2 separate regions of the Homo sapiens genome follow, and region 2 is linked to region 1. A link is a contact called in ENCODE Hi-C or POLR2A ChIA-PET data. All regions are on one chromosome and are shown on one strand. The core of a region is the stretch at or near the end of the contact, and the rest is flanking DNA. Distances in the headings are between cores, read along the strand shown.

Region 1 (5,155 bases), core at 1,778-4,277:
CAAAACTGAAAAAGCCATTTGGTTGATAATTATTATTTGGGATGCATATTTTGCTTGTTTTAAATTAGTTTTCAGGGTCTTCTTCCTTTAGGGGTAGCTTAGCTCAGTCTTTAGCCTGATTCAGTTCAAGAGAAGAAAGGCTAACTACTTTTTACCCATAAGAGGCAGTGCAGCTTACTCTCTGGAGTCAAGCTAACAAGTATGACCTGTCCGTACATTTTAATTTCACTTAGTAGCTGTGTGACCTCGGGCAAATTACCTTACCTCTCTTGTCTCAGTTACCTCATTATAAAATAGGGATTAGTATCTATTACACAGAATTTCTTTTATTTATTTATTTTATTATACTTTAAGTTCTGGGATACATGTGCAGAATGTGCAGGTTTGTTACATAGGTATATACATGTCATGGTGGTTTGCTGCACCCATCAACCCATCTCTACATTAGGTATTTCTCCTAATGCTATCCCTCCCCTAGCCCCCCATCCCTCGACAGGCCCCGGTGTATGATGTTCCCCTCCCTGTCTCTATGTGTTCTCATTGTTCAACTCCCACTTATGAGTGAGAACATGCGGTATTTGGTTTTCTGTTCTTGTATTACACAGAATTTCAATGAGAATTAAATGGATTCATGTGAAGTTCTTACAACAGTGCCTGGTGTATAGTAAATGCTCAGTAAATGATAGTCATCATCATCCTTATCAACCTTGAAAAAGGGAAATAGTGATATTATTGTTGAAAATATAGCCAGAAACATGAATCTGAAGTATGTAGTATTGGAGATTAGGTACAGAATAAACAAGAAGTAGAACCAGAGAAGGCATACGTGAAAAATTAATGTGTGGTCCAGAATAGATGTCATAGTTCTGGGCATTACCTCTTGTTCATTAAAAGATAAATAGTGGGTCAGGGTAGAAATAAAAAAATAAGCTGGAGGAAGGAAATAATAAAAATGACATAGAAATACAGTAGGATAAATTCGAGAGTGGACTTTCTGAAAAATCCCAATAATATATGAGTACCTACAGCAAATCTAATTGGAAAAGAAAAAGAACGGGGGAAATCATTTAAAAAGTTAAAAAGAGGATCAGGGAGAGATCCTAAATAGTGTGAGAGACTGCTATGCAGAGTTGTGTGGTAATATATTTGGAAATCTTGATGAAATCTAAAATTTCCTAGCAGATATAAAAATCAGCTAGAGAAATAGAAGACTGTGATTATGTCATTCTTCTGCTTGAAATTCCCCTAAATAGCTTCCCATTGTTCTCAAGATAAAGATAGATACTTTCAACTTGTCTTCCAGTCCTCCCTGATCTGACCTGTTTCTTGCCATCCAGGCCTTGCATTCTTTTCCCTTGGGCTCCTGCACTCTGGCCATATTGATCTTCTTTCTGTTCATCTAATACTGTTCTCTTTTGCACCAGGACCTTTGCACGTCCTGTTTGTTTTGTGTGTTTTGAACACTTAATTTCTATTAATCCTTAGATTTCTACTCAAGTTTCATGTCATGGGGAAACTGAACCTTACTCTTCACAGACTAGGTTTGGGTCCCTGTGCCATCTGCTCTCATAGCTCCTTATACTTTGTTTTCATACTTAACACTATTAACAATTATTTCTGGGTATTTATGTCTCTTTCTCCCCAAGTATATCATAATTTCTTTGATGGTAGAATTGATGGCTGTTTTGCTTATTCTTGCCTAGCACAGAGAGAGGTACTCAGTATTTTCTGATTAAATAAGGACTTGCATAGTCAAATAACCTCTTCCGTTTTTTCTTTTTTCTCTCTCTTTTTTTTTTGGAGATGGAGTCTTGCTCTGTCGCCCAGGCTGGAGTGCAGTGGCATGATCTCGGCTCATTGCAAGCTCTGCCTCCCGGGTTCACGCCATTCTCCTGCCTCAGCCTCCCGAGTAGCTGGGACTACAGGCGCCCGCCACCACGCCCGGCTAATTTTTTTTTTTTTTTTTTTTTGTATTTTTAGTAGAGACAGGATTTCACCATGTTAACCAGGATGTTCTTGATCTCCTGACCTCGTGATCCGCCCACCTCAGCCTCCCAAAGTGCTGGGATTACAGGCGTGAGCCACCACGCCCGGCCCCATTTTTTCTTTAATAGTGAGATTTAGAAACCCATCCTCTCTCTCTCTCCCTCTCAAACATAAAAAACAACCTAAGTTGTTTCACAGACACATTCTTGTAAGCTTTCTAGGAAATAATTTTCTATATCCAACTGTTTTGTAACATACCCATATACATATAGAAAGCTATCCAGTTCATTTTATTTCAATCTCAAATTTGATAAAGTACCAAAAAGTAGTAATACAGACCTAGTTCAGTCATGAATATGGATGGGAAAAGTCAATATAAAATTCTAGCAAATCAGATTCAGCAGGATATTAAAAGAACATTTCATAACATAAGTTATACATTGAATTTAAAAAGTAGGTGAATATTAGATTAAAAATGAAAAACCACATGGTGATCTTAATGCCACAAAAGAGTTTGATAAAACTCAATATTCATTCTTTATAAAAGTATTTAATGGTTTGGATGAAGACTTCTTCAGTTAAAGAAAAACAAAGAAGAATTTCTGTCCAAACCAATATCCCAGTATCTTGCTATATAATGAAATGATAGAGTCATTTCTATGAAAATAGGATAAAATAAAGAGGCTTGCGGATACAGCCTTTTTTTTTTTTTTCCAAGTTCTAGACAATGCAATAAAACATAACAGAAATTAGAAGCAGGGCTTTTGGAAAAAAGGAGATACAGTTCCCATTTATTTGCAGGCCGATTGGTTATATCTAGAAACCAAAGAGAAAATTAAAAACTTTTGGAATTAGTAAGAATAGGTATGAATTAATATGAGAGTTGAGTTGGATACACATGTTTTTGAGCTGATTCATGCAAAGGCTTTCCAAGCTCCTTTGTGTTTTACTAGGTTGTGTTTGCTTAAAGTTGGCTCGCTAGTACGCAGTCATGAGTCAGGGGAAGAGAAGGAGCCTGACTGGCTCCTATATTGTTCTGAGTCATATTTCTTTTTTTCAGTGGAATTAAACCAACATGATTGTTGAAAGAGATCAAAATTTGGCAGGTTTTCATTTGCTTGATATCTGTAAACAGACTTTTCTTTCAGGAAAGGAATTTGGAGGAGGGCAGAGCCATCATTATCTCTTTTTTACAAATCTACAATTTCCCATTTGACCCTTACAATTAATCTGAAAGTCAATTTGTGTTTGAGATTATACGACAGTAACAGGTTGATAAGCAGACATTTCTATGTCTTATTCGATAAGAAATACTGAATTAAGTTGGAGAATGGAGGTCATGTGCTGCCCCGTACATTTCTCATCTTGTCCTCAGCAAGGACTATATGGTAATTTTCATAGATTTTGTCAATTAAATGACCGATATTTGAGTACCTTTTAAGTGCTAGTTCCTGTTCTTGGTGGTAGGATTGCAGTGGTGAAGAAGATATATTCTGTTCTTAAGAGGATTACATTGCAGAGGGGATAGATAGATAATAAGCTGTGTATAAATAAGATAAATTTAATTATAAATAATACTGATAAATATAGAGAAGATAAAATAGGTATTGACCAATTATGAATGGCATACTGTATGGCAAGAGCTTTTTAGATGGAGTCAAAGAAGTCTTTGCTGAAAAGGTGACATTTGAATTGAGTCATGAAGGATGAGGAAGAGGAAGCCATGAGGGCACCTGTTCTAAGAGCATTTCCCAGCATAAAGAACTATGTGGTGACAATAAATTCAGGGACAGAAAGGAGGCCAATGTGGCTGAAGAACAGTGAACTAAGTGGGAGAGTAAGAAGAGGTAATGCTGGAGAAGTAGCCAAAAACCAGGTCACGTAGGAACTTGTGGGCCATAAGAAGGAGTTTGGATTTTTGGAAATGTGTTGGAAAACCTTTAGATTGTTTGTTTGTTTTTCAAAGTGAGATGTTTATGATCTGTGTGGAAGACAGACAAGAAGAAAACAAAAGTGGAAGTAGAAAGACCAGGTAGGACATCGTTGCTTGTGCTGGTGGCTTGGGTCCAGGTGGGTGCAATGGAGATTCAGGGCAGCAAGTAGAATTTGACTGATGGATTGGAGTGGTATGAAAGAAAGAGTCAAGGATGGCCCTAATTTTTTGATCTGAATAATAAAGTGTATAATGAATGCTGTTTGCTGAAATGGGCAACTCTTGAGATTGGAAGTGAAGCTATGAGTTGAGAGCACTTTCTCTGTTTTGGCTGTGTTAACTCTCAGTATCCCCCGGAAGTCATTATTATCATTTGCCATCTGAATCCATTATACCCTGTTTACTTTCAATTTTTATGTTTTTTACTTTTATATTTTTTTGGAGACAGTATCTCACTCTGTTGCCCAGACTGGAATGCAGTGGCATGATCATAGCTCCCTGCAGCCTTGAACTCTTGGGCTCAAGTAATCCTTCCACCCCAGGCTCCCAGGTAGCAGCTAGGACTACAAGAGTGTGCCACTGCACCCAGCTAGTTTTAAATTTTTTTATTGTTTTGTGGATACGAGGTCTTACTATGTTGCCTAGGCTGGAATGCAGTGGCACAATTATAGCTCACTGCAGCCTTGAACTCCTGGGCTCAAGTGAACTTCCTGCCTTGGCCTCCCAAAGTGCAGATATTACAGGTGTGAGCCACTGTGCCTGTTCATTTTCTAAGTTATTTTATAAATAATTAACACAAGTAAACAATGAAAAACAACCTTATTAGAAACTTTAATAAGAATTTAACCATAGCAAACCCAATTTTTTTTATCCTGTAAGTTCCTGGTTTTGAAGACACATACATATTCAAAATGAGAAAAAGTCCTTTGAATATAATCATCAATTGCTATATACAAACCTGTAACATATACATTATATAAATACTGATTTCCAGATTTAAAATGAATCTCTTAATATGTTCTGGGTTTATCATTACTTCTGGTTTTTGCATTTTATTGTCAAAAGGCAGTATTTTTGAAAACTTTGATGGCTAAGATTTTGTTGAAGAAAGGATAAACACTTTCAATTGAAAAGTATTTTTGTTTTTTAGATTTATCAACTAATGAGAATGATCGATTTAATGAAATTTGTTATTTCTACATCAGTTATTTTTTCTCCACACTTTTTATATAGATA
Region 2 (4,869 bases), core at 2,344-4,843, 300 kb after region 1:
TACTAAAAAAAAAAAGTACAAAAAATTAGCTGGGCATGGTGGCGGGCCCCTGTAGTCCCAACTACTCGGGAGGCTGAGGCAGGAGAATGGTGTGAACCCAGGAGGCGGAGCTGGCAGTGAGCCGAGATCGCTCCACTGCACTCCAACCAGGGTGACAGAGCGAGACTCTGTCTCAAAAAAAAAAAAAAAAAGGGTGAAGGAAATCTTTAAATTGGCTAGGGGAAGAAGGTTAGATAACAAGGCTAGAGATCACAAAACAAGATCAAACTCCACTTCTATGCTGTTTCCATTACACCATACTTACTATCAGTGATGTTTAGCAGCTCACAAAAAAATAACAGGACAGGCTTTAGAGAATCACAAAATAAAATCTGGAGACTTATTCATCCTAACCCCATCTCCCACTAATATAAATAATCAAGGACTATACCAAATTGTGAAAAGTTAGTCGGCTACTTGTTGTTCAAGTAGCTTTCTATTGATTGGCCTATTTAACAGAACAGATAATATTAAGTTGTATTCACCCAGTTTTTTTAAGTATTAATGAAGGGTCTGCTGCAATACTTTTTGAAAGGTAATGCAAAAACAAGAATCAGCTGGCATTTATCAGCACTTTGCAAGGAAGTGAGGCCCTGAATCCATAAGATTTAAGTAAGTATTAAAGTCGCAGAGAGTTATATTCTTTTGAGGGCCAAGGATGGTTCTTTAGGCTTTTCCACATCTCAAGACTATCCAATTACATTTGGTTACCAAGCAACCATTCCATGATGAATTTGTACCAGCATCCCCAAATGGCTTAACCCCACAACTCTGACTTTGGAATATCAGAAGATAATTTAACCCTCTCCTCCCCTATTATAAGTTAATAAACTGGCATTCTGAATTATATAACAGTTTTTGGTCACTTGGTTAGTATAAAATAAGAATCCTCTCAGTTCTAAGAGCTGTGTAGAAAAAAGTTTAAGAACCTGAAAAACTTAAAACCATACTCTAGGCCGGGCGCGGTGGCTCACGCCTGTAATCCCAGCACTTTGGGAGTCGGAGGTGAGCAGATCACAAGGTCAGGAGATCGAGACCATCCTGGCTAACACAGTGAAACCCCGTCTCTACTAAAAATACAAAAAATTAGCCGGGCGTGGTGGTGGGCGCCTGTAGTCCCAGCTACTCTGGAGGTTGAGGCAGGAAAATGGCGTGAACCCAGGAGGCGGAGCTTGCAGTGGGCCAAGATCACGCCACTGCACTCCAGCCTGGACGACAGAGTGAGACTCTGTCTCAAAAACAAAACAAAACAAAAAAACAAACAAAAACACATACTCTAAGCCAGTGATTGAATAAAATGGGGGACCATAGGCTGGATTCAGGCCACAAATGGATTTTATTTGGCTTGCAAAGGAGGAGGAGGAAGAGAAGGAAGAGTCTCTTAAAAATCCGACACAAAATGCACAATATATTTCATATAAAAATGTGTATTTCCAGCTTCTCTTGAAAAATCTGAAACTCTGGCAATATTTGGACCTGCACTGCCAAGTGGTAAAAACTAGCCAGAGCTAAGTAACCCCAGCCCTATTTATATGGGACATTTGCTCTCTAATTCATCATAGAACAACTCACTCCTTTCTGTTTTCCTGATAGTGAGGCCAAAAATCAAGTGTCACTTCTCATTATGCTTGCACTGCTTTTCTTATAACCTTCAAAGATTAAAGAATGCCATACTGGTAGTTAAATGCAGAGTTTACCAGGTAAGTACAATTCCACTCTTCATATTAATGCAGTGAAACATAGGCGGAATCAAAGAAATCAATTTACCTTAATCTGAGTCTGTTCGATTGACTTTTCCCATATCTGCTGATCGTAGGCTCCAATCTGAAAGAGGGAGTAGTCTATTAGTTAAACGATGCAAAGGAAATCCTTACATTATTAAGTCAAGCCTCATAAAAGTCATGAGCCTATTAAGTATCAATATGCTATGTGGAAAATATGCTTCTCAAAAGTTAGAATAAATCAATACTTCGAAGGACTGTTTCCTTCAAAAATCTAAAATAGCTGGACCTAAAAGTAAGTTCAAAAGCAATGCCCAAAATATTTCAAATTAATATTACCTTAAAAGATATTTCCACTTCTTGGGCGGGCATGGTGGCTCACGCCTGTAGTTTGAGACCAGCCTGACCAACATGGTGAAACCCCGTCCCTACTAAAAATACAAAAAATTAGCCGGGCGTGGTGGTGGGCGCCTGTGATCCCAGCTACTCCAGAGGCTGAGCCCGGGAGGCGGAGCTTGCAGTGAGCCGAGGTCGCGCCATCGCCCTCCAGCCTGGGCAACAAGAGCGAAACTCCGTCTCAAAAAAAAAAAAAAAAAAAAAAAATCCACTTCTTAAGGAAAAGAGCACTAGAAAAACTAGAGAGGAATAAAAGATAAGGAACAGCTCAATAAGATTGTTGATAGTATCAATCTGAGCTGTGCACATACAGGTTTCATGTCTTTTTTGTTTTTAAGCAGTTTGATCAGAAGCAAACTTTCAAAGCATTGCGGTGGCATTGTGTATGCAGCCTGAAGGAGGTGGCTTGTAAACCTTATTCTGGGACCTGGAACCGGGTTTAAAAGACATAATGACCTTGTACATCTTTTTTTTTTTTTTTTCATTTATGTTGAAGTATACATGAACACCTGGCACTACTAAACTCGGGGGAAAGTAACATTATATTATTTGTGGGAGCTTTTTGCAGGAAGAATGCTTTACAAATAAAAAAAATATATATATGTATTACCTTCTTTTGGTACCACGATATAGCATCTCTCTCATTTGAGGCCATCTGTGTCTCCAGCCAGAGAATGGGATTTCACTGAAAATGAAGGAAAACCAATCGGTGAGTCCAGCTGCTGAAGGTTACTCTCCCAGTTTGGGTAGGACGCGAAAACCGCTTCTCTCAGCCTCTCCATGAGCTGCTCTTTCTCCAGCTGTTTGCCAGGGAAAACACAACAAACAAACAAAAAAAAACTGGCGCAGCGGCGACCGGAGAAGCCTCTGCAATATATCGGGCGAGCGTGTTCGTGGGTGCGGGGGAGGGGCAGGGGCCGCCGCTGGAGTCGCCCGGCACCCGCCTCCTTCGCTCGCCCGCGTCCGGCTCTCACCTAGTGCCCGTTGCCCCGCGGGCCGGCGCCCGGGACCTCCGTCCTCAGTGCCCGGGGTCCCACCGTGAGGCCGGGGGCGAGGCGGCGGGCCAGGCAGGCCGCATCTTCCCCTCCAGGCGGAGACGCCGGAGAGGCCGTTACCATGGAGACCGCGGAGGCCGCCCCAGCTTCGGAGGCAGCCGGCCGCCCAGCGCCCTGAGGGCGGCAAATCGATCGCCGGTCAGAGGCCGCCTACAGGGTCACGGACTGACCAGAAAATAAGCAGAGAATGAACTGGAAAATGAGGGGGATTAAAAGTGAAGGCCTCCAGTCGCCACGGCGACAGCAAAAGGCTTTGTGCCCAGCTGGAAAAGACAGGTGCAAAGGCCCCGGACCCCGAGAGCCCGGGAGCCCGGGAGGAGGAGGCGGCGGCAGCGGCGCTCGTCTTCTGCGGGCCGCGCCGGGATGCAGTGACTCAGCCGTCTGAGATCTGGGCTAGAGCCGCTCAGCCGACCACCGGGCAGCAGCCTTCGGCTTCCGCTTTCCGGCTTTCGCCGCCGAGGTGGCTCCGCCCCTGGCCCGGGGCCTTCCCGCCCAGCCTTGGTCCAGGCTCCGGGTCCGAGGGCCTGGGGAGTCGCGCGGCATATCGATGGCCAAGAGCAGCTCCCTCAGATCACCCTTCAGGCCTCAGCTTAAAAGTCACTTCCTCACAAACGACTCTCCCATCCAGCGGTCTAAAGGAGGTCGGTCCTGATACTCTAGTAGCTCACGTCTTTGTGGCACTCATTTTCGTGTTTCATGGCTTAATCTCTGTTCCCCAGTGGGCTGTGGGCTCCATGAGGTCAGAGACTGGGGCCTGGCACAAGCCTGGCACTTAGGTTCCCAATGTTTGTTGAGCGAACGAATCAATGTTTGCGTGAATTTACGCTGCCCTGGGAGGAAGGGCCAGGCTGCGGCTTAGTGACTCCCTTCCTCTCCCGCCCCTCAGCAGCTCTGGGTCTGGAGCTTTCTAGTGCTCAAAGGTGTAGGGGGAAAAGAGGAACAAGTATTGGGCAGTCACAGCTTTTTCCAAATTAGGGTAAAGTTAGGTGGCGGCAGGAACAGGTTAATTAGGGCCGATAGAGGTCAGGAGAAAGGAAAGAAAGGTTGAACCCTCAAGTGAATATTTAAGGATACGTTAAAAGGATTTTTAGGCTGCTTTTTTTTTTTTTTTTTTTTTGGCCATTAATGGAACACTGTCCCCTTACAGCCATTCTCCCCACCTTATTTGAAGCCGTGTTCTTGCTAGCCCACAGCGTGTAGCATCTGGGTCAGAGAAAGCTAATGACAGATGATAGCTTCACTTAAGAAAGCCTAAGAGGCGCTGTACTCAATGTTTTGCAGACATTATTTCTTCTTATCTATTGAGTGGGCACCAGGTGGAAGTTATCCCATTTCACGGATGAGGAAAATCGACTAAGCTAAAATAACTCCCACAGGACTAAGTTTTACAAATTACTTCACCCAGCCTGGGCGCAGTGGCTCACGCCTGCAATCTGGGCGCTTTGGGAGGCCTGAGGCGGAAATGTAGCTTGAGCACAGGAGTTTGAGACCAGCCTTAGCAACATGGCCAGACCCCGTCTCTTAAAAAAAAAAAATTAGCCGGGGGTGGTGGCGCGCACCTGTAGTCCCAGCTACTTCGAAGACTGAGGCAGGAGGATCGTCTGAGTCCACGAGTTCGAGGCTGTAGTGAGCTATGATTGCACCACTGCACTTCGGCC

Evidence for each region. Hi-C counts contacts between places; a loop is a spot of excess contacts on that map. ChIA-PET counts read pairs that join two places held with the same protein, here RNA polymerase II (POLR2A).
Region 2: a loop to region 1 is called in a map of chondrocyte, with 2.2 times the contacts of the local background. The contact joins the promoter of PHTF1 here to the enhancer-like site in region 1. A Hi-C loop is called at or near these places in 1 of 168 maps with a recorded cell type or tissue (chondrocyte). POLR2A ChIA-PET finds 5 or more read pairs at or near these places in 2 of 52 experiments (Panc1 and WTC11).

The regions. Positions count from the first base shown.
Region 1 is chr1:113,454,169-113,459,323 of GRCh38, forward strand. All of the region lies in intron 1 of MAGI3 (membrane associated guanylate kinase, WW and PDZ domain containing 3), which reads left to right. Among named protein-coding and RNA genes, the nearest start is that of MAGI3, 66 kb to the left of the region's middle. Within about 2 kb of position 3,028, at least 6 of the 41 ENCODE cell types and tissues checked have a DNase peak (open chromatin) inside an H3K27ac peak, as active enhancers do; they include Panc1, where a contact is called at or near this core.
Region 2 is chr1:113,755,893-113,760,761 of GRCh38, forward strand. It overlaps PHTF1 (putative homeodomain transcription factor 1), which reads right to left and starts at 3,594. Exons shown (of 19, transcript NM_001323043.2): 1 at 3,131-3,594; 2 at 2,767-2,841; 3 at 1,807-1,863. The coding sequence starts at 2,811. RefSeq lists enhancers at 633-1,188, 3,467-4,046 and silencers at 2,234-2,363, 2,997-3,316.